Regions from separate parts of the Homo sapiens genome. Here region 2 is linked to region 1. The links are chromatin loops, found by intact Hi-C in ENCODE. Cell type or tissue: Caco-2. All regions are shown on one strand. Links, peaks and the distances in the headings refer to the core of each region. The heading gives the core; the rest is flanking DNA. Region 1 holds the start of BBOX1 (gamma-butyrobetaine hydroxylase 1). Region 2 overlaps BBOX1-AS1 (BBOX1 antisense RNA 1).

Region 1 (12,496 bases), core at 4,934-8,933:
ATAACTCATTGAATCCTCATTTCAAGCCAAAGAAAAAATCTACTGTAATTACCCCAAAAAACAGAAGTAGAAAGAGGCTAGGAAATACTAGCATACGGATGATTTATCTTAGGTTCTTGTAGGAATAAGACCATTTAAAAATTATTCTTATTTATTTTTATGAAGTTCTTTGTGTGCTGATATATATATTAAACTCAATACATTTTAAAAAATATATTCATTCATGTGTTTGAAAATTTTTTGGCTGAAAGTATTTTTATATAACTTGAAATGTGAAACACTAATACTTAATGAATACCCAGTCCAGGGGTGCATTTTCTACCATGAGGAACATGGTTCCTCTGCTTAAAGATGGTGGTGTGCCCATGTCACACCAACTATTGAAGTGATCACTCCTATAGACATCTGTGCCAAGAAACATTAATTACATTTCAGACTGCTGTTTTGAGCTTTCTATCTGTTTTTTTCTTTTTCTTCTTCTACCTAGGTTTGAATGAGAGAGGCAGAAGCACATTTCCAATCACTGGGGGAACCTGAGACCATTCTTTCCAACCCATTTTGCCAAATGGATGTCCTGAGGAAGGTGTTCCAAGAGAGGCGATGTCAGGATAGTGTCTGATTGGAGGGTGCCCAAGGCACATGGGAGAATGTGGAAGAACTGGAAAGACTTGGGTGTTGCTGATGTTAAATTACTTAGGTATCTCTGTAGAAACTTAGTGGGTCATTCCTTCTCTTCACAATCCCTTTCTTAAATTTATGATAAACGTGAAAGGTAATCAAAACAAAAGCAGGGCAAAATGGGAAAATAAGTTCCCACTTTAACTTTTTCTGGATTATTTAAAGGTCTACTGGGGCAAATGTGATGAAAATTAAAAAAAAAATTGCAGATCATCAGTGTTTAAAAGCAAATGCTTTCTGAAAATTATAGCTTGTATGTTAACATGATTTGTTGAAATCTGTTTTTGTAATTTAACCAACTTGACTTGTTAGAATTGAGCTCAGTTGAAGCACCATAGCAATTTAGTTAGATGATAAGCTACTCTGTTTCTCTGAAGAAAAGAAAAATTTAGATATAGCTCCTATATATAGCTCCTAGCTATATAGGATGAATTTTTATCAGTGGGATGTCTTTGACAAATTAAAGAACACCTATAAAACAAAAATTCTTATTTTACACTTATTTTTCTTCTTACAATTGTAATTTAGTTTATGAAATATCAGATTGGTTTTGGTGGGAAACAGTAGTTTCACCTGTTCTGAAAAACAGCCTTTGGATTTTTGGCATATTCTTATCTGATGGGATAGGTTTCTTTTACTTCATATTAATACATGTGTGTAGTGTGTGTGTGTGTGTGTGTGTCTGTGGTGTGTTTCCCTCCTAATTTATTCACCTACCATATTTTTTCTCTTCAGAGTAATAGAAGTTTGTCTGGGACTTCTGTTGGGCACAAGTAAATTGCTTGTTTTTGAAATTACTTCAGTGATGGGTGTGGGTTTTCTCCTTTTTTTTCTTTTTCTTAATATTACAAATTCAAGTTTGTCTCCTGATTCTTCAGCACTGTTTGGAAAATCAAGAAAGTAGCTCTGAAATTTATTTTATGCATTGATCTTGGAAATAAAAGTAACTTAGAGCTAGAGCTTTTAGAGCCAGAAAGAAACAGCCTGTGCTATTGTTGGGTCACAGGGCCCTCATCAGACATGCAGGGAAAATGGAAGCTCAGAAATGTTGGGTGTGATTTGTCCAGGCTCACACTGCTCATTAGTGAGAAAGGTTGCCCCAAACCTGGATTTGCCAGCTAAGTTTATATGTATTAAGTGATACTCTTCAAGTTCTCATAAAAGAAATTGCAAAAGTTCTTCAAACATTACTTACAACTAATTTCAATCATAGGCTTTGGAGGGAATTCACAGGAAGCAGATGCAGAAACTTTATAGTTATTATACATAAAATTAAAATTGTAGTAGATTAATATGTACCTGAGAAGGCTGATTTATCTACTAAATTACTTATCCCTCAGAATAAAAGGCTGTTATTTCTTGAGTGTTTTTAGTAAATGGAAAACAAGACCAGCATAGACCTATGTTAGCAAACGTCAGTATCTGTTAATTTTCATCTCTTTCTCAGGAGAAGTATGATGCTTCGATAAAATTCAACAGCCCTTCATGCTAAAAACTCTCAATAAACTAGGTATTGAAGGAATATATATCAAAATAATAAGAGTTACTTATGACAAACCCACAGCCAATATCATACTGAATGGGCAAAAACTGGAAACATTCTCTTTGAAAACTGGCACAAGACAAGGATGCCCTCTGACACAACTACTATTCAACATAGTATTGGAAGTTCTGGCCAGGGTGATCAGTCAAGAGAAAGAAATAAAGCGTATTCAATTAGGAAAAGAAGAAGTCAAATTGTCTTTGTTTGCAGATGACATGAATTGTACATTTAGAAAACCCCATCTTCTCAGCCCAAAATCTCCTTAAGCTGATAAGCAACTTCAGCAAAGTCTCGGGATACAAAATCAATGTGCAAAAATCACAAGCATTCCTATACACCAATAACAGACAAACAGAGAGCCAAATCATGAGTGAACTCCCATTCACAATTGCTTCAAAGAGAATAAAATATCTAGGAATCCAAGTTAGAAGGGATGTGAAGGACCTTTTCAAGGAGAACTACAAACCATTGCTCAAGGAAATAAGAGAGGACACAAACAATGGAAAAACATTCCATGCTTATAGATAGGAAGAATCAATATCGTGAAAATGGCCATACTGCCCAAGGTAATTTATAGATTCAATGCTATCCCCATCAAGCTATAATTGACTTTCTTCACAGAATTGGAAAAAACTACTTTAAAGTTCATGTGGAACCAAAAAAGAGCCCACATAGCCAAGACAATCCTAAGCAAAAAGACAAAGCTGGAGGCATCATGCTACCTGACTTCAGACTATACTACAAGGCCACAGTAACCAAAACAGCATGGTACTGGTGCAAAAACAGATAGACCAATGGAACAAAACAGAGGCCTCAGAAATAATGCCATACATCTATAACCATCTGATCTTTGACAAACCTGACAAAAACAAGCAATGGGGAAAGGATTTCCTATTTAATAAATGGTGTTGGGAAAACTGGCTAGCCATATGTAGAAAGCTGAAACTGGATCCATTCCTTACACCTTATCCAAAAATTAACTAAAGATGGATTAAAGACTTAAACGCAAGACCTAAAACCATAAAAACCCTAGAAGAAAACCTAGGCAATATCATTCAGGACATAAGCATGGGCAAAGACTTCATGACTAAAACACCAAAAGCAAGGGCAACAAAAGCCCAAATTGACAAACTGGATCTAATTAAACTAAAGAGCTTCTGCACAGCAGAACTATCATCAGAGTGAATAGACAACCTACCGAATGGGAGAAAATTTTTGCAATCTATCCATCTGACAAAGGTCTAATATCCAGAATCTACAAAGAACTTCAACAAATTTACAAGAAAAAAAAACCCATCAAAAATGGGCAAAAGATATGAACAGACACTTCTCAAAAGAAGACATTTATGCAGCCAACAAACATATGAAGAAAAGCTCATCGTCACTAGTCATTAGACAAATGCAAATCAAAACCACAATGAGATACCATCTCATGTCAGTTAGAATGGTGATCATTAAAAAGTCAGGAAACAACAGATGCTAGAGAGGATGTGGAGAAATAGGAACACTTTTACACTGTTGGTGGGAATATAAAGTAGTTCAAACATTGTGGAAGACAGTGTGGCAATTCCTCAAGGATCTAGAACCAGGAATACCATTTGACCCAGCAATCCCATTACTGCGTATACACCCAAAGGATTATAAATCATTCTACTATAAAGACACGTGCACATGTATGTTTATTACAGCACTGTTCACAATGGCAAAGACTTGGAACCAACTCAAATGCTCATCAATGATAGACTGGATAAAGAAAATGTGGCATATATACACCATGGAATACTATGCAGCCATAAAAAAGGATGAGTTCATGTCCTCCGCAGGGACATGGAGGAAGCTGGAAGCCATCATTCTCAGCAAACTATCACAAGAACAGAAGACCAAATACTGCATGTTCTCACTCATAAGTGGGACTTGAACAATGAGAACACATGGACACAGGGAGGGGAACATCACATACCAGGGCCTGTGGCGGGGTAGGGGGCTAGGGGAGGGATACCATTAGGAGAAATGCTAGGGCAATTAGTCAAGAGAAAGAAATAAAGGGTATTCAATGTAGATGACGCGTTGATAGGTGCAGCAAACCACCATGGCATGTGTATACCTGCACATTCTGCACGTGTACCCCAAACCTGCACATTCTGCACATGTACCCCAAACGTGCACATTCTGCACATGTACCCCAGCACTTAAAAGTATAACTTAAAAAAAATTAGGACAGGGTGTGGTGGCTCATGCCTGTAATCCCAGCACTTTGGGAGGCTGAGGTGGGTGGATCACGAGGTCAGGAAATCGAGACCACCTTGGCTAACACGGTGAAACCCCGTCTCTACTAAAAATACAAAAAGTTAGCCGGGCGTGGTGGCGGGCGCCTGTAGTCCCAGCTACTCAGGAGGCTGAGGCAGGAGAATGGCGTGAACCCGGGAGGCGGAGCTTGCAGTGAGCCGAGATCGCGCCACTGCACTCCAGCCTGGGCGACAGAGTGAGACTCCGTCTCAAAAAAAAAATAAATAAATAAAAATAAAAAATTAGTAGCTAAATCTCAAGATTGTTGTGTGTTAATTAACCTCACCATCTGGCATTTCAGCTTTGGAGAGAAAGGGCAAGAAGTTTTCTAGACATTACACCATGAAGGCTTAACTACATTGTTATTATTTTATATTTTAACCTTTAAATAACAAAATCAATTAATTTTTACTTGGTAAGGTGGAGGTTGACCAGACAATATTTGTAGTGCCTGCAGTTTGACATCATTTGAGTACATACATACTCTACTCAAGACACCTGCTACCTAAGGTTCTTCAACTTGAAATCTTTTTAAAATTATAAAATGGTTATTATTATTATTTTTAAACTTGGTTTAATAAGTGGCTGAGATACTTAACAATTTGTGAATATATTCTCATGTGAATAATGAATTCTATAAAGCAATTAGAAGCCAGGTACAGTGGCCTGTAATCCCAGCACTTTGGGAGGCCGGAGCAGAAGGATTGTTTGAGGCCAGGAATTTGAGACCAGCCTGGACAATATAGTGAGACCCCCATATCTACAAAAGAAAATTAGGCAGGCATGGTGGTGCATACACATACTCTGAGTTACTTGGGAGGTTAAGACAGGAGAATCGCTTGAACCCAAGAGTTTGAGATTACAGTGGGCTGTGATTGCATCACTGCATTCCAGCCTGGATGACAGAGCAAGACCCCATCTCAGCAACAATAACAACAAAAATAATGCCATTAGAAAAACCAGTGCATTCTCTAAAATAGGTTCACAATTCTGCCTGTCTTGCTTAAGGCATTAAATTTCATGCAAACACTTCATTTGTAAATTATACAAAGGAAAACTTTAGCTTCACTTTAGTGGAATCACCATTTTCAGATTGGAAATCAAATTATCAAGGCTTTGTTTTCTGATGTAATGCAAAGTACTGGGTTTAGATTTTAGGAAAATTTCTAAATTATTTAAACCAGAACATATATTCATTATGAGAAACCTTACGTTTTTAATCAAATCCATACCTGTAATATACCTTCTTGAGCTTCGTTAAGGGAACAAAACAATTGAAGATGTGCATAGTGGCTTTAATTGGCCAGCATTTTAAAGAGGCATGTTATAGTCAGCTTTTTGAGCTTAACAAAGAGCTAGGGTATCATATGCAGTCACCATTCTTTGGGATGGGTTGTGGATTATTCAGGGAACATTTTGAAAATCCAACCAGAATCCTCCTTGCCCCATCCCCAGTCTCTTTTTAGACAGCGTTCTCTCTGTCTCTTCTGTTTACTTTCTGGATCAGCTTAGGGATTATAAAGTAATTTGACTATCAGACTAAGCCAAACATAATTGGGAAAGAGAAGCTGCCAAGAAGCAATCAGATCCACTGCATTCCAAAACCAAGCCTATTCTAAATGCTTGATGGACCATCCCCAGCACAGCCCACATGACTGTGAGCTACATGTGAATGGAGTTCTAATTGGATGCTCCCCACCACCTCAGTCCACAGACTTGAATTCACAAACCCTTGCAATAAGGAGAAAAGGAAGATGAGCTCAATCATACCTGTTCTCAGATATGCTTTACACAGCAAACCACCCAAAACTTACCAAGTAAAGAAACTGTCAGCTTTGGTCCTTAGATCCTTTGGAGAGGGAGCATTCTGGTGCCCGTCACATCCCAGGAATGATCTGTCCCCAGTTTCCAATCTGATGTGGTACTTTTTCTTGGAAGCCTTTTTGCTCCTGGCAGTTTCACTGTGGCCCTGCCCCCAGACACAGCTGAGGTTTGTAAATGAGGAAGGATGTCTCAATCTGAAGGTGTAGCAACTACTGAAGGGAGCTTGGAGGTTTTTTGTCTTTGTTTTTTTGTGCTGTGTTTTTTTTAAAAAAAAAAAAAAAAAAGAAAGAAAAGAGGCTTTATGGCCTAGAGGGGAAGCAGTTAGCAAGAGAAAATACTTTGAGTACTGTTGGTTCCCAAAACCACAAAACCCCAGGACTCAATGCAAAGCATTGCCTCAGTTTGGAATCTTTCTTGATAGAAGGAAAAGCAGTTCTCACCTGTCTTACCTTCTATTTCTGTACCAGCAGTGGCAACAGCAGCAAGTGAACAAGCAGTTCACTTCTTTCCCACCTGTTCAGAGTGACAGCTCATTTATTGCACAACTCACTTAGGGCAGAGGCATTGAGATGGGCATTTAACAGGGAGGAGCTACCAGCGCTCACCCTAGCAGAGGTGAAGTGGTATCTACTTGTCAACAGAGTATTCCAATATGAGCCTCTTTAAAGGGAGCTTGAGTAGTTATCAGGGACTGGTAGAAAGACAGGGATTGGTCCCCTAAGCTTGATGCCCTCCTTTCTCTGCAATTTTGGCTGGAATAGGAAGTAGTTTCCAGAGAGCTTGGGGCTGTTTTTGAAGGTACTTGGTTGCCCAGTGATTTGATTCACAACACACAGCCCTTAGGGCAACAAAAGGGAAAGGCCAGAATAGGCAGCATGCCAGCATTCAGAGCCTGACTGCCAGGCATACTCTTGGAGAGTGCCCAGTGTGGGGGAGACCCTGTTGGACTGGTCTCAGGTCCTAGGTCCTAACAGAGTCTAGATTACATTAAAAGAAAGTCTACAGGTGGAAACTAAGGTCCAGGAGAGAGACGCTTGAGTCATCTGCCCTCCTCCCACCTAACACCCTCTTCCTAGGCAGATGTAGAAGCAGCCTGCAACTTGTTGCTTCTTGCCCGAAGGATTCGCAGGGCTGTGAGTGAGACTCAGTCAAAAAAGAACAAGAGGTAGCCACACAGAGAGAAAATGCAGCCCAACTGTCTGGTGGCCTCCTTTATGGGAAATCTCCCCTTCCAGAATGTCAGCATCCCCTCCCTAAACGATGTTTTTTCAGATCCTTTAACAATAAAATTTAAACTGTTTCCCTGCATCTGAAGAAAGGAACCTCTTTTCCACTTTCCTCCTTTCTTCCCCCAAGTCTCCAGGTCAAATTACTGACACCCACTGGCCAGTGAAAACAACAGCAGGTTTTGTTTTCCATGTATGAGAGGAGGGTGTGTATATGTGGGTGCCGTCATAAATGTGACCAGCATCTTAAACCCACGGTAACTGAAGTTATAAGTATGCCAAAAGCAATCAGATAATTATATTTTAATAATTCATGACATCACAGAAATATACACAATGAATTTTTCCTTTACACTTTGTACTTTAGTAACAATTACTGGAATAAATTAGGTAAATTCTGTTTCAGCTTTAAGAAAGTTGCTGACAAGAATGTGCCAGATATAAATAGTTTCTAATGGAATGATTAAATAGAACAAACAATAAATAAACCGACAAGTAAATCTGTTAATAAAGTTTAAAGACTTGCACATAAAGAATTGATTCTCAGAAACAGGTAAATAATCAAAACTCTGCTCTCCACTGTAAGAAGCTTCTTAAATGAACATGGGAGTGCAGCTATCTCTTTGACATACTTATTCTATATCCTCTGGATATATATCCAGAGGTAGGATTGCAGGATTATATGAGAGCTCTATTTTCAATTTTCTGAGGAACCACCATACTGTTTTCCATAACGGTTGTACCAATTTACATTTCCAGCAACAGTGTATGTATTATTCTATTCTCACACTGCTATAAAGACATACCTGACTGGGTAATTTATCAAGTTTACTGACTCATCGTTCTGCATGTCTGGGGAGGCCTCAGGAAACTTACAATCATGGAAGAAGGCAAGAGAGAAGCAAAGGCACATCTTACATGGTGGCAGGCAAGAGAGAGCAAATGAATGAAGGAAGAGCCCCTTATAAAAGCATCACATCTCGTGAGAACTCACTCACTATGACAAGAACAGTATGGGGGAAACCACTCCCATGATCCAATCACCCACCACCAGATCCTTCCCTTGACATGTGGGGATTATGGGGATTACAATTTGAGATGAGATTTGGGTGGGGACACAGAGCCAAACCATATTAGTATACAAAGATTCCTTTTTCTCTACATTCTCTTCAATACTCATCTGTTGTCTTTTTGATGAAAGCCATTCCAACAGTGTAAGGTAGTTTCTCATTGTAGTTTGCGTTTTAATTTACATTTCCATGATGATTAGTGATTTGACCATTTTTTTTTATATATCTGTTGGACATTTGTATGTCTTCTTTTGAGAAATGTCTATTCAGATACTTTGTCTATTTTTTAATCAGATTTTTTTTCTATTGAGTTGTTTGCTGTTGAGTGTTTCTTATATATTTTGGATACTCCTTGTCAGATGGATAGTTTACAAATATTTTTTCCCATTCCATAGATTATCTTTTTACCCTGTTGACTGTTGCTTTGGTTGTGCAAAAGCTTTTTGTTTTGATGCCACCTCATTTATTTGTACTTTTGTTGCCTGTGTTTGGGGTCATATACAAAAAACCACTGCCTAGACCAATGTCATTACAGCATTGTTCACAATAATCAATAAGGGGAATCAACCTGGGCTCATCGATCGATGAATGGATAAAGAAAATATATTATGTGTGTGTCTCTGTGTGTGTGTGTGTGTGTGTTTGTGTGTATGTAATGGAATTCTATTCAGCCCTGAAAAAGAAGGAAATCTTATCATTTGTGACAACATGGATGAGCTTGCAAGACACGTACTAAGTGAATTAAGGCAGGCACAGAAATATGAGCACTGCATGATTTCACTTAGAAGTGGCAACTAAAAAAGTCAAACTCATAGAAGCATAGAGTAGTATGGTGGTTGTCAGGGCATGAGAGTGAGGACAGGGGAGTGGCTAGATGATGGCCAAAAGGTACAAAAATTTAGTCATATAGGATTAATAAGTTCAGGAGACCTACTGTGCTACAGTTAGTAATAATATCTCATATACTTGAAAATGGCTAAGAGGCTAGATAGTAAATGTCCTCACAACATAGAATGATAAGTATATGAGGTGATGGATATGTTAATTAGCTTGATTTCATGATTTCACAGTATATACATACATTAAAACATCAAGTTGTACACCATAAATGTATATAATTTTTACCTGCCAACTATACCTTAATTTTTTTTACTTTAAGTTCAAGGTTACAGATGCAGCTTTGTTATATAGGTAAACTCATGTCATGGGGGTTTGTTGTACAGATTATTTTGTTACTCAGGTATTAGATCTAATACCCATTAGTTATTTTTCCTGATCCCCTCTCTCCTCCCATTCTCTACCTTGCAATAGGATGCAGTGCCTGTTGTTCTCTTCTGTGTATCCATGTGTTCTCATCTTTTAACCCTCATTTATAAGTGAGAACATGCAATATTCGGTTTTCTATCCTGTATCAGTTTGCTAAGGGTAATGGCCTCCAGCTCCAGCCATGTCCCTGCAAAGAATATGATCTCATCCTTTTTTATGGCTGCATAGTATCCCATGGTGTATATGTATCACATTTTCTTTATCCAGTCTACCATTGATGGGCATTTCGGTTGATTCCATGTCTTTTCTATGTGAATAGTGCTGCAATGAACATATGCTTGCATTTGTCTTTATGATAGAATTATTCCTTTGGGTATATACTCAGTAATGAGATTGCTGAGTTGAATGGCATTTCTGTTTTGAGGTCTTTAAGGAATCACCAAACTGTTTTGCACTATGGTTGAACTAATTTACACTCCCACCAACAGTACATAAGCATTCCTTTTTCTCCGTAACCTCACCAGCATCTGTTTTTTTTTTTTTTTTAACTTTTTAACAATAGCCATTCTGACTGGATGTGAAATGATATCTCATTGTGGTTTTGATTTGCATTTCTCTAATGATCAGTGATGTTGAGCTTTTTTTCATATGCTTTTTGGCTGCATGTATGTCTTCTTATGAAAAGTGTTCATGTCATTTGCCTACTTTTTAATGTAGTTTGCTTTTTCTTATAAATTTGCTTAAGTTTTCTTATGGAAGCTGGGTATTAGACCTTTGTCAGATGCATAGTTTGCAAATATTTTCTCTCATTTGTATAGGTTGTCTGTTTACTCTGTTAATAGTTTCTATTGCTGTCCAGAAGCTTTTTAGTTTAATTAGATCCCATTTGTAATTTTTGCTTTCGTTGTAATTGCTTTTGGCATCTTCAGCATGAAATCTTTGCCCATTCCTATGTTCAGAATGGTATTGCCTAGGTTGTCTTCCAGGGTTTTTATAGTCTTGAGTTTTAAATTTTTGTCTTTAATCTTGAGTTAATTTTTGTATAAGGTGTAAAGAAGGCATCCATTTTCAATCTTGTGCTTATGACTAGCTAGTTATCCCAGCACTATTTATTGAATAGGGAGACCTTTTCCTATTGTTTCCAATCTTCTGCTTATGGCTAGCTAGTTATCCCAGCACCATTTATTGAATAGGGAATCCTTTTCCTATTGCTTATTTTTGTCAGCTTTGTTGAAGATCAGCTAGTTGTAGGTGTACCACTTTATTTCTGGGCTTTTATTCTGTTCCACTGGTCTATTTGTCTGTTTTTGTACTGGTACCATGCTGTTTTGGTTACTGCTGCCCTATAGTATAGTTTAAAGTTGTGTAGCATGATGCCTCCAGCTTTGGAGAAGAGGGAGTTCCTTCTCCTCAATTCTTCTTGCTTAGGATATTCGTGGCTGTTAGGGCTGTTTTTTGGTTCATATGAATTTTAAAGTATTTTCTATAGTTCTGTGAAGAATGCCATTAATAGTTTGATAGGCACAGCACTGAATCTATTAATTGCTTTGGACATTATGGCTATCTTAATGACATTTATTGTTTTTCTTCATGAGCATGGAATGTTTTTTCATTTGTTTCATCTCTGATTTCTTTGAGCAGTGTTTTGTAGTTCTCCTTGCAGATATCTTTTAGCTGTATTCATAGGTATTTTTTTCTTTTTGTGGCAATTGTGAATAGAATCGAGTTTCTGATTTGGCTCTCAGCTTGACTGTTGTTGATGTATAGGAGTGCTAGTGATTTTGGTATACTGATTATTTTTATCCTGAGATTTTGCTGAAGTTATTTATCAGCTTAAAGAGCTTTTGGGCTGAGACTATGAAGTTTTCTAGATATAAGATTATGTTGTCTGCAAAAAGGATAGTTTGACTTCTTCTCTTTCTGTATAGATACCTTTATTTCTTTCTGTTGCCTGATTGCCCTGGCCAGGATTTCCAGTACTATGAATAGGAGTGGTGAGAGAGGGCACACACGTCTTATGCCAGATTTCAAGGGAAATGTTTCCAAATTTGCCTATTCAATATGATGTTGGCTGTGGTTTTCATAGATGGCTCTTATTATTTTGAGGTATGTTCCTTCCATACTTAGATTATTGAGAGTTTATAAACATGATGGTGTGTTGAATTTTATCAAAAGCCTTTTCTGCATCTATTGAGATAATCATGTGGTTTTTGTCTTTTGTTAAGTTTATCACACTTATTGTTTTGTGTAAGTTGAACCAACCTTGAATTACAGGGATAAAGCCTACTTGATTGTGGTGAATAAGCTTTTTGATGTGTTGCTGTATTTGGTTTGCCAGTATTTTGCGAGGATTTTTACACTGATGTTCATCAAGGATATTGGCCTGAAGGTTTTTTTTTTTGTCATGTCTCTGCCAGGTTTAGGTATGATACTGGCTTCATAGAATGAGTAAGGGAGGAGTCCTTTCTCCTCATTTTTTAAACTTTTTGTTGAATCGCTTCAGTAGGAATGGTACCAGCTCTTCTTTGTACATTTGGTAGAATTTGGCTGTGGATCCTTCTGGCTTTTTATTTTTGATTGGTAGGCTATTTAATAATGATTCA
Region 2 (12,496 bases), core at 3,966-7,965, 120 kb before region 1:
CCCGCCTTTTCTGGGAGCGATTGTATAGGAACACACATTAGAAGGGCTTTTTAATATTTGTTGGGTAATCTAATTTGCAGCATTGGCCACAGAGTACTACATTTACCCATTCTTCATTTGACACATGCAAACATGAGATTGGTTTCATACCATGATTGTCATTCCCCACCACCCCCTCTTCTATGTAGGCCTTAAAAGTAATTGTTATTTTATTTATTTATTTATTTTGAGACAGGGTCTTGCTCTGTCACCAGGCTGGAGTACAGTGGTGCAATCTCGGCTCACTGCAACCTCTGCCTCCCGGGCTCAAGCGATTCTCTTGCCTCAGCCGCCTGAGTAGCTGGGACTACAGGCACACACCACCATACTCTGCTAATTTTTGTATTTTTAGTAGAGACAGGGTTTCACCATGTTGGGCAGGATGGTCTCGATCTCTTGACCTCGTGATCCACCCGCCTCGGCCTCCCAAAGTGCTGGGATTACAGGCGTGAACCACTGTGCCTGACCAAAAGTAATTATTAAAACACTAAACATAGCAATAATAAAATCCTGAACTGTGACAATAATAACCATCACCATAAAACCCAGTACTAAAATAATACATGCAATATATTATAAATATTAAGCCAAGGGTTATAATAAAATTCAAAACTATGGTAATAAAAATTAATGCTAATAAAATTCATTACTAAAGTGAAATTCATTATTGTAATGGCAATACAACTTAATACTCTAATTAGACTGAATAACATAGTATGAACCTTAGTATTTGAATTTAGTTTCTTTCCTCTTCATGGTTAAGAACTTAGGTTCTGGAATCAGAGTTCCTGGCTCTATCCTGACTTTCTAAGGGACATTAGATTAGTTAGGTAAGCAATTTAGTTCTCAGTTTCACATTGTAGACTGGAGATAATAGTTGTGTCTTCCTCATAGCGCTGCTGCAAGAATTAAATAAGAAAATACTTATTAAGAAAAGTATCTTGCATATTGTAAGTATCTGTCTTAGTCCATTTTGGGCTACCATCACAGAATACCTGACACTGGATAATTTGTAAAGAACAGAAATTTATCTCTTATAGTTCTGGAGGTTGGGAAGTCCAAGATCAAGGCACCAGTAGGTTCATTCTCAGGTTCTAAGATGGTGCCTTGTTGCTGCATCCTCTGGAGAAGAGGAACCTTGTGTCCTCACATGGCAGAAGAACAGAAGAGAGAGGATCCACTTCTGCAACGTTTTTATAGTGGCATTAATCCATTAATGAGAGAGAAGCTCTCATGACCTAAACATCTTCCAAAAAGCCTCACCTCTCAACAGTATTGCATTGAAGATTCAGTTTCCAACACATGAATTTTGGGGGACTCACTTAGATTATAGCATCACTCAATAAATGTTAGCTTATGGCTGGCATTCTCTGCTTCTGTGAGACAGGAAGCCTGCCTCTGTAATCCAGCCTTCTGTGACACCCTAGTATACCCCTATTGAGTCATTTCCCACTGTCATACCTACCTGTACTAAGAGGGATATGCCATTCATTTCTATTTTTAGATTTATCCCTACTTAACAAACATGGAGTTTGGGACCTGCATTCTGTCAGCATCATGAGGACCTTTCTGGATCTCCATCTGTAGGGCCTAGCCTTTCTTTGAGCTTAGGGGTCTGCCTATCCCTTTAACTATCCAAGACATGGGCTTTGGAGCCAGTCAAGTTGGACACAAATACTATCTTCATCATTGATTAGCTGATCTTAGGCAAATTATTTTACCTCTCTAAACCTTGGGTTCACATGTAAAATGGAGTTCATGACACTTTTCTCAAACTGTTGCTATGAAAAGCAATGAAGTGATGCTAGATGGCGTCTGGCGCAGTTCTTAGCACGTAGCAGGTGTTTGCAAAGAATATTCCACTCCCTCCCTTGTCCCCTCCCCTGTCTGCTCTCTGCTCTGTTTTTACAATGCCATTATCCTTTTTTCTAATAATGTTCCTGTGGTGGAAGAGGGTGGAGGCTGAACATTGAGTTTGTTCTGACCTCAAAAAACCCCTAGATGTTGTGATTTTTGTTCTAGGTCAAGGAAAATAAATCAGCTTGTTCCCGTGTGTGTGTGTTTTTTTCCCCTAGAAGTGAGACTCAGCTAAAGTTCTGGGAACAGAGAGTTCAGGTTAGCTGTGTTCTGCTTGAGAGGTTTTTCTGTGTCTCTCCATTGAGCAGGTTAGTCCTGGGTGTCTTGCTTGGGCAGATACTTTACTTTTTATTCAATAGGTTAATAGCTACATTTTCTTCAGGGCCTTGAAAGAGTTTGTATAGCTTCTGAGACTCTACATTGAATCAGTATGATCATATAATCTTAATATAATTATTAGCACAGTGTTGGAATTTAGTATTTTGGTTATAGGGCAGAGAGCTCAAGAGGTCACATTGTGGTGTCAGGTAGACCTAGGTTTAAATTATAGGCTGTGTACATTGAGAAAATTATACCAGAGCTTCTTGGTGTGCCTTGAAACAATTCACTAGTATAGTCAACTGTTGGATGGCTAGATAGGGCCTGAGGTGGCCAGTGCCCCCACAGATGGTTTCTTATGCCTGCCAGGACCTACAAAGTGCTGTACAAATGTTATTCTTTTCGATTTGTGCCTTGACATGACAAGCCTTGTGTTTCTCATCTGTAAAATGATTATAACAATAGTATTTACCTTAAAATAATTAATATATCCAAAGTGTTTAGAATAGGACCTACCACATAGTAATATATGTAAGTAATTATTGTTATCAGCTATAATTGTTTTCCAAATATTATCTATAAAAGGGAGATGGATAAATATTTATTTATACTTTGGATAATAACCTAATACTACATTATTTTGTTCTTCAAATTATTTTAGCTTTGGCCATCAGGTGCTTTTCCAGGTTGACTCGTGTATACTTTTATCATCCTTTTGCTTTTTGAATACCTCCTTACTTTCTAGCATTGAAAGATGCTCCAGGCTCACTTTGTATTTTCTGTGCCCCAGCTCTGGAATCAGCCATTTCTCCAAGGATCCCTGGTTCCTTTTATTGAAAAATAGTATTAGACATCAAGATCTGGGTACTAGGTGAGCCACTAGATTTTGATCCAAATACTTTTGTATTATGTTGGTGTCTGTGAAATGACACATTGAGATGAGCTGGTCAGGGAGGCACTGCAGGGCAGGGTATAGAATAGTTATATCAAGCCAGAGTCACGGAATGAGAGTGTTTACTGGAACTTGAGTATACCCAGAAGGGAATGTTGCTGAGGAGAGTCTGTGGAAGAAATCAGTCTGTGGAAGAAATCAAGGATGTTTTTATAGGCAGTGTGAGTCACAATGATTCTGCAGTGGTGATTACATTCTAATGATCCCTGACTTCTTTAGAATTGTTTCGATGCTTTCTTTTCATTCCAATTATCTATTGCTGTGTAACAAATTACTCCAGAACTTACTGGCTTAATACAACAATTGTTTTATCATCTCTCTTGGTTTCTGTGGGTTAGTGATTTGGGGAAAGGCTCTGCTGGATGGTTCTGGAGTCTTTAATGAAGTTTCAGTGAGCTGGTGGCTACAGCTGTAACAGTAGAGATATGGAGCAGCTGGGGACAGCTAGATCTCTCACTTATATCTCTTCTTCAGATAGTCTCAGGGCTTCTCCATGTCGTCTCCTCATGTAAACTAGCTTGCTTCCTCACAGCATGGCAGCCTCAGAGCAGTTGGAGTGCTCACATGGGAACCAAAGACCCCAGTGCAGGTGTTCCATGGGACCCTCACCCTTTCTGACCTCACTTTAGAATTTACTTTCACTGCAATCTATTTGTTACAAGTGAGTTACAGACTGCTCAGATTCAAGGGGAGGGGATACAGACCCATCTCTCGATGGGCAGAATGCCAAAGTTGCATTTTAACAAGAGTCTCTGGGATGAGAGTCATTGTTCTGAGCATCTTTGGGGGAAAAAATCCTCCACACATTCACATATGCTCCCAAGATTTCTAGCATTTGAAAATATGGCATACATTCATAAAAGCTGAAAGGTGCTGCCCTAAATTGGAAGGGTCTTTATCTGGTGTCTTTCTGTACATTTCTTCCTTTATTTCTCACTGTCATGACTTCTTAGAATTTCTTTCTTACCCACTATCACTCATCTACTTTCCCATGTCATGTTTTCTGATTCTGTCTTGAGGGACATAAAGATTTTCTTTAAGTGGGCTGTTTGCTCTTAGTGTGGCTGAAAGACGACATGTCTAATAAAACACATAAACGGAGAGAGATGACACAAATGAGTAACGGAAAACAGAAGGAAAAATGAACAACGATGGGGAAAACAGAGTCAGTGGCACTGAAAAATATGTGAGAGCACACACAGAAGGGACTGAAAAATGTTTAAGAGTGAAAATAAGGAAATATTAAACAAAAGAAAAAACTGCACCAGTGCTAAGAATTGTCACAGGCCTATTTTCTACAAAATAGTAAAACTGGGAATCAGGGATGTCCTTAAATCATAAAAATTGTGTAAAAAATTAAATGTAAGTGAGAGAAGAGGGTCCATATTGCTTATCAGACCTGCCAAGGGGTATGTGGCTAAAGCAGCTTTAAGATCCAGTGATAAGGTCAGGTGCGCTGGCTCACGCCTGTAATCCCAGCACTTTGGGAGGCCGAGGGGGGTGGTCACCTGAGGTCAGGAGTTTGAGACCAGCCTGGCCAACATGGTGAAATCCCGTCTCTACTAAAAGTACAGAAAATTAGCCGGGTGTGGTGGCATGTGCCTGTAATCCCAGCTATTCAGGAGGCTGAGGCAGGAGAATCACTTGAACTGAGGAGGCGAAGGTTGCAATGAGGCGAGATCATGCCATTGCACTCCAGCCTGGGAAATAAGAGTGAAACTTCGTTTCCAAAAAAAAAAAAAAAAACAAATCCAGTGATAAAATGTCAGAAGCTCACATGGAGAAGGACTTGTTCAAAGTTACAGATAGGAGCAGGAGAGCTCTGAAAATCTGACGTCACTGATTCAGTGACTATGTATGTCCCAGCTGAGATTCAGCTTGTTTTGGCCCCATTCTGCTTCCTGGTGAGACATGCTGTTCCTCCCTTGCAAGTTTGTTCATCTGCTTTTATCTCACTGTCCAGTTAACATTCATCCATTCTCCTGTTGTTCTTACTAATACTTATGATATGTCCACACCTTTACCAATTGCTATTGTCTATTCTACAGCTGAGCTCTTTCTTAGCACACTCTACACACACACAGAGACACAGACACACATAGACACACACAGTTTTGTTTCTTTGGTTGTTAGAAATCACAGTTTTCTTCTATGTGCAAAGAGATACACTGGGTATGAAAACTCCATGAATGGAGAGGGCATGACAAAATCTAGACGTTAAGAATGCTGCACTTCTTAGCAAGCAATGAAAGGACAGAATTCATGAGTTCAGGAGGGAAATTTTCCTCTGCCATGCTACATGAGGGAGCTCTAATTTTCTATTTTCATAAAGTTTGTGAAAAGAAGTAGTGTGTATTTAATAAAGGCTGCGGGTTAATTTCCAGGGCAAACCACTAGATGGAGGCCCTGCCTAAAGAACACACTTGAAGAATGAGTCACTCCGATCTGCAAGTTTCCTCTTCCAAACGTGAATTGGAAGGCCGGGAGCAGTGGCTCAGGCCTGTAATCCCAGCACTTTGGGAAGTCATAGGTGGGCAGATCATGAGGTCAGGAGATCGAAACCATCCTGGCTAACATGGTGAAACCCTATCTCTACTAAAACAAAACAAAACAAAAAACAGCAACAACAAAAAACCCAACCAAACAAAAAAACGTGAATTGGGGGCACCAGCTGAAATCCTAATTTATCCAAAAGGCTCTGTAATCTTGTCTTGTTGTAGAACACGCCTCCTTTCTAACCGCTTTGTCAATTCTCCACTTTCTTACTCATGAATTGCCCCAAAATTGGGTCATGCAATGCCCCATGGTTCCGTACACTTATACAACTAACTATAGGAATGTTTTTTACTCTTTAAAGACTTTTCCCTTCTGAATGCCAGAATGCCAACTTTGTCTTTATTCTCCATTTCATGAGCTTTAAGTGCTACCTGACCTGTGAAGAGTTTGTTGTTTCTTGAAAGGAAACCTTGACAACACAGGTAATCTCCCCAGTATGGGATTTAGAGTCTACATAGTAAATAAACAGAGACAAATCTGAAGGTAGCTAACCTCTTTTTCTGGGGGTGGAGTTAAGTTTTTCTGACTGATACAGATTACTCCATAGCTAAGGCACTTGGGACAGGCCTTATTTTTTATTGTGAGTATTATTAGAAGCAAGTGTACGTTTACTCTGCCAATAAAACTCCATTGGTTTAAACGTATTATAGCTGCATCTCATAAGCTATACACTCACAAATATTTAACATTTTCATCAAATAAATCTTCACACTTGAGATATACAAGTCAATCAACAATTCACAGAGCTTACTTTCTTTTATTTTGTGTATAAGAAAGCAAGAATGGAGATGGGCCTAGCTTCCCAACCTACATCTTTCTCTCGTGCTGGATGCTTCCAGGAATACTTGAACATCAGACTCCAAGTTCTTCAGTTTTAAGATTCGGACTGGCTCTTCTTGCTCCTCCAGCTTGCAGACAGCCTATTGTTGGAACTTGTGATCATGGCTTGGGAGCCAAGATGGCCGAATAGGAACAGCTCCAGTCTACAGCTCCCAGCATGAGCAATGCAGAAGACGGGTGATTTCTGCATTTCCAACTGAGCTTTGAAGAGAGTAGTGGTTCCCCCAGCACGCAGCTTGAGAGATGGGCAGACTGCCTCCTCAAGTGGGTCCCTGACCCCCGAGTAGCCTAACTGGGAGGCACCCCCCAGTAGGGGTGGAATGACACCTCATACGGCCGGGTACTCCTCTGAGACAAAACTTCCAGAGGAATGATCAGGCAGCAGCATTTGCGGTTCACCAATATCCGCTGTTCTGCAGCTACCGCTGCTGATACCCAGGAAAACAGGGTCTGAAGTGGACCTCCAGTAAACTCCAACAGACCTGCAGCTGAGGGTCCTGACTGTTAGAAGGAAAACTAACAAACAGAAAGGACATCCACACCAAAACCCCATCTGTACGTCACCATCATCAAAGACCAAAGGTAGATCAAACCACAAAGATGGGGAAAAAACAGAGCAGAAAAACCAGAAACTCTAAAAATCAGAGGGCCTCTCCTCCTCCAAAGGAACGCATCTCCTCACCAGCAATGGAACAAAGCTGGATTGAGAATGACTTTGATGAGTTGAAAGAGGAAGGCTTCAGAAGATCAAACTACTCCGAGCTAAAGGAGGAAGTTCGAACCAATGGCAAAGAAGTTAAAAACTTTGAAAAAAAATTAGATGAATGGATAACTAGAATAACCAATGCAGAGAAGTCCTTAAAGGACCTGATGGAGCTGAAAACCATGGCACAAGAACTATGTGACGAATGCACAAGCCTCAGTAACCAATGCGATCAACTGGAAGAAAGGGTATCAGCGATGGAAGACGAAATGAATGAAATGAAGTGTGAAGAGAAGTTTAGAGAAAAAAGAATAAAAAGAAATGAACAAAGCCTCCAAGAAATATGGCACTATGTGAAGAGACCAAATCTACGTCTGATTGGTGTACCTGAAAGTGACGGGGAGAATGGAACCAAGTTGGAAAACACTCTGCAGGATATTATCCAGGAGAACTTCCCCAATCTAGCAAGGCAGGCCAACATTCAAATTCAGGAAATACAGAGAATGCCACAAAGATACTCCTCAAGAAGAGCAACTCCAAGACACATAATTGTCAGATTCACCAAAGTTGAAATGAAGGAAAAAATGTTAAGGGTAGCCAGAGAGAAAGGTCAGGTTACCCACAAAGGGAAGCCCATCAGACTAACAGCTGATTTCTTGGCAGAAACTCTACAAGCCAGAAGAGAGTGGGGCCCAATATTCAACATTCTTAAAGAAAAGAATTTTCAACCCAGAATTTCATATCCAGCCAAACTAAGCTTCATAAGTGAAGGAGAAATAAAATACTTTACAGACAAGCAAATGCTGAGAGATTTTGTCACCACCAGGCCTGCCCTAAAAGAGCTCCTGAAGGAAGCGCTAAACATGGAAAGGAACAACCGGTACCAGCCACTGCAAAAACATGCACAATTGTAAAGACCATCGATGTTAGGAAGAAACTGCATCAACTAACAAGCAAAATAACCAGCTAACATCATAATGACAGGATCAAATTCACACATAACAATACTAACCTTAAATGTAAATGGGCTAAATGCTCCAATTAAAAGACACAGACTGACAAATTGGATAAAGAGTCAAGATCCATCAGCATGCTGTATTCAGGAGACCCATCTCATGTGCAGAGACACAAATAGGCTCAAAATAAAGGGATGGAGGAAGATCTACCAGCAAATGGAAAACAAAAAAAGGTAGGGGTTGCAATCCTAGTCTCTGATAAAACAGACTTTAAAACAACAAAGATCAAAAGAGACAAGGCCATTACATAATGGTAAAGGGATCAATTCAACAAGAAGAGCTTGGGCGATGGAGTGAGAGACTCAATCTCTAAATATTAGTAAGTAAATAAAATAAAATAAAAATAGTTAAACAACTATTTTACTTTTTAAATTGATCTGTTTTCTAGGTCAATATAGTGAAGTTTTTATTACCTTGTAATAAAAGCACAATTTGTTGGTCAGCAAATATATTTAACAATATTAAGAAATATTAAGAAGTAGGTCTTAATAAGACCCACTTCTCCCAAGAAGCCTTCCTTATTAGGCTTAGAAGAGCTCTTTACTGACTTTGAGCTCCCTGGGCCACACATGGGGGAAGTACTTAAGCTTTTATCTTATACTCCCCTTTATTCTAACCCCTACTAACATCTTAGCTTACCACAGGGAGATTTAAGCCCCTGGTGCTCAGAGAGACTCCGAATTGTACTTGCTATAGGTCCCCGATCCACAGACTACTAATAATACTTACTAATGTCTAGAAATTACCAAGAGAACAAATTGGTGGTTTTCTGAAGAAGAAAACATTCTACTTCTCTTGCTTGGGTTATGGGCTATTCCTGCAGATTATCTCTTTATGCTTTCCAGTTATGTAATTTAAATAATCAGAAAAGATATAATAAAAATTAATTAGTTAGAAAAATTTAAAAATGCTAAAGCAACTAAAATTAGTATAAAAACAGGATAAAACAAGTAAAATGGAATCTTGATAAAGCCCTAAGAAGAATGGAGGTAAGAAAGCAGTATAAATAATCATAAGGAGGCAAAATAAACTAAGAACAATGAAAATAGAGTAAAAGGCCAGGCGTGGTGGCTCACACCTGTAATCCCAGCACTTTGGGAGGCTGAGGTGGGAAGATTGCTTGAGCCCAGGAGTTCGAGACCAGCCTGGGCAATGAGGCAAAACCCCATCTCTGCAAAAAATTTAAAAAATTAGCTCTGTGTGGAGGCATGCACGTGTAGTTCCAGCTACTTGGAAGGCTGAGGTGGGAGGATCACTTGATCCCAGGAGGTTGAGAATTCATGCCACTGCACTCCAGCCTGAGTGCCAGAGCAAGACCGTGTCTAAAAAAAAAAAAAAAAAAAAAAAAAATACAGTAGAAAAGTTAACACAAAAAGAATAAAAGAGTCAAAGAATAAATCTAGCTAAAATGATACAAAAGTGGGTACAGGTTTAGGTTTATAAAAATCAAATCAGTTAAAGAGAATGTGTACTGAGCAATATTAGGAATTCTATGTTTTAGCCCATCACATGAAAACAATTTTGGCCTAACTGGCTAAACCAGGCCTTGCAGAACTCTATGGAAAGAACTCTAGGGCAGAGGACCCTCAGTGCTCTGAGGTAAAAAATGGAAAGCAGCTTAAACCCATTAAGAAAAACTGTTTTTTAGGCCTATTTAGGTCACAGGTCATGGTGCAGTAGATGATTCCTTAGAATAATTATCTAGTCCAATCTTCTTCCTATAGATCTGTGAAATAAGGCCTACATTGATGAAAAAGGTGCAATTTCAGTGATGGGAGTAGAGAGAGGTGGAGCCACAGGAAAGTGTTCTTGGCAGCACATGCTGATTGGGAGACCTACACATTTAAAGTTTTATCAGCACCTTCTTGAGTAATCCTTTTTTTTTTTTTTTGTACTCAAAGTTTGGAATTGACACAGGTGTGTTTGATGTGTCCTAGGTGGGCATTTACCTCCCTGGGAACTTACTCCCTAGGCTGTCTGGGTATATCCAGTTGCTCAACGGAGAAGTACCTGAGAACAGTGATTTCTCACAAAGACACATGCAGCTCTGCTGGCCTGGGGTGAATTAAGGTTGAGGCATAGGTGGAAAGTGGGGGAGGGTAGTCTTGTAGAGCCTTGCCTGGATTTGATGGGGCAGCTGGAGAAGGCCCATGAAGGGGGAAAAAGGAACAGAGTGGGCAACAATCCTGGCTGCCCCAGCTTCACTCAGCCTCCCAGGTGGTGCCTGGGGATCTCTGCAAGGCTGCCTCTGGGAAGAGAGCTGCAAACACAAAGCTTGTGCAGGTAGGTCAAGGCATCTACCGTAAGACTCAAAAGGCTTGCAGGCCTCTTCAATTGTGACAGTTTTGGGGCAAGGGACTGTGTTAGTTTTCTATTAGCTGCAGTAACCACTTATCGCAGATTTATTATCCTGTAGTTCTGGAGGTCAAATATCTGAAATGCGTCTTACAAGGGCTAAAATCAAGATATCAGCCGGGTGCATTCCTTCTGGAGATTCTAGGGGAGAATATATTTCTTGCCTTTTTTAGCTTCTAGAGACCACTTACATTCCTTGGCTCATGACTTCCTTCTCCACCTTCAAGTCCAGCCATACAGCATCTTCAAATCTCCCCCCTGACCCCATCCCCTCTTACCTTTGCTTCTCTTTGACTCTCCTGTATCACTCTAATAAGGACCTTTGTGATTATATTGGGCCTGTTTGGATTATACGGGATACTGTCCCCATGTGAAAATCCTTAACTTTATTGTAGCTGCAAAGTCCTTTCGGCCATGTAAGACAACACATTCACAGATTCAGGGGATAAGGATGTGGATATCCTTGAGGGACATTACTCAGCTTACCACAAGAGCTGTTCATTCCCTGTTACTTCAGCAGATTTGTCCTTGTAGGAGAGCCCACACTGAAGAAGTTCTTCAGCTCCTGGTAGGAGCTGGAGGCAGGCACTGGCTTGTGGTTTCATTAAAAATAATGAGTGATTGAGCCAGCTGCTTTAGGACTAGCTTGTAACTCCACTTCCTCTTGGAAGTTTCAGCAGCTTAAGCCCCTAACTGCTTAGGCAGGAAAGAGCTGAGGGTTGGCCAAAAATGTTACAGTACTAGACATGAGCAAATTCATTGAGCAAATTTATACTCAGTACTTGGTGGGTAGTGAATATTGTGCAGGACAGTAGAGACTCATTGGTGAATAAGATTGGTTGCTTTCAGATATTAATTTTATTTATGTGCTATCTCCCCTTTTGTAGTAGAATCTAAGCTACATTAGAGAACATATTTTGTCTTAATCACTACTAAGTCCTGATGGCTGCTTTTCACGGATTTTGATGGTAAATTCTCAGTAAATTTTTGCTGGTTTAGTAAAAGATATGATCTCTGACCTCAGTGAGCTTATAATTTAATACATTGGACTAGAAGTTGGCTAATTACGGCCCTTGGGCCAAATCTGCCCCACTGCTTGTTTTTGCAAATAAAGTTTTATTGGAACTCTGATGTGCCCATTCATTTACATATTGTCTTTGGCTGTTTTGTCGTATAATGGTAGAGTTGAGTGGCTGTGCCAGACTGTATTGGTCACAATTTGGGGTTAAATATTTACTGTCTGGCCCTTTACAGAAAAAGTTTACTATCACCTGGGCTGACAATGGTAGCCAAAAATGGCAACAAAAAATGGTAGCTACATTGAGCATAATAAGATCCACGATAGGATGCCTTAGGAGCTCATGAGACAGACAACACTTTCATTATTCTTGGAGCTTCCCATGCTCCTAAGTTCACACATTTAGAGAGACCCTTTAGCGCATCAATCATCTGACCACAGTGGTTGTCATGGAGAGCCCATTGTTCCAGCCTTCATATCCTTTTGGTTCCTGCAGGTTTGTGGCTTTGTAGTCACCTATGAGACTCTTTGTTGAAGTGGGAACTCTAGTGTCTAGGATCTAGATTCTCTGGGTGGACCATTCCGCCTTTTATTCTGAGGCTTCTCTACCTTTCTACTGCACTGTTCGAGGTGTAGCGTTTAGATTCCTACTGTGCATACATTTTTCTATTTCACCCCCAATGCCCTACAATTGTTTCCTATGACCTCATCAGTTCTGTCTCCTCATCTTCCAGGTGATCTAATGTAATCTAAGTACTGTCTACTCTTCAAAAGATGTAGACATTTATAAAAGACCCCAGTTTCTAATTTTCTCCCATCAGAATCTCTAGGGCAAAGAACTG

What was found. A loop is a pair of places that touch in the nucleus more often than their neighbours do. Peaks named below come from ENCODE experiments on the same cell type or tissue, not always from the same donor. Only the 100,000 strongest peaks of a DNase experiment are listed, where the experiment ranks them.
Region 2: a loop joins it to region 1, with 6 times the contacts of the local background. A loop is called at or near these places in 2 of 110 quality-filtered maps.

What each region holds. Positions count from the first base shown.
Region 1 is chr11:27,035,304-27,047,799 of GRCh38, reverse strand. It overlaps BBOX1 (gamma-butyrobetaine hydroxylase 1), which reads right to left and starts at 6,985. Exons shown (of 9, transcript NM_003986.3): 1 at 6,772-6,985; 2 at 6,322-6,584. It overlaps BBOX1-AS1 (BBOX1 antisense RNA 1), which reads left to right. Exons shown (of 4, transcript NR_125768.1): 4 at 488-614. In Caco-2, for the core only: no CTCF peak of the experiment used is centred there; no DNase peak of the experiment used is centred there.
Region 2 is chr11:27,152,039-27,164,534 of GRCh38, reverse strand. All of the region lies in intron 2 of BBOX1-AS1 (BBOX1 antisense RNA 1), which reads left to right. Among named protein-coding and RNA genes, the nearest start is that of BBOX1-AS1, 60 kb to the left of the region's middle. In Caco-2, for the core only: a CTCF peak has its summit at 5,577 (motif pointing right); a DNase peak (open chromatin) is centred at 5,594.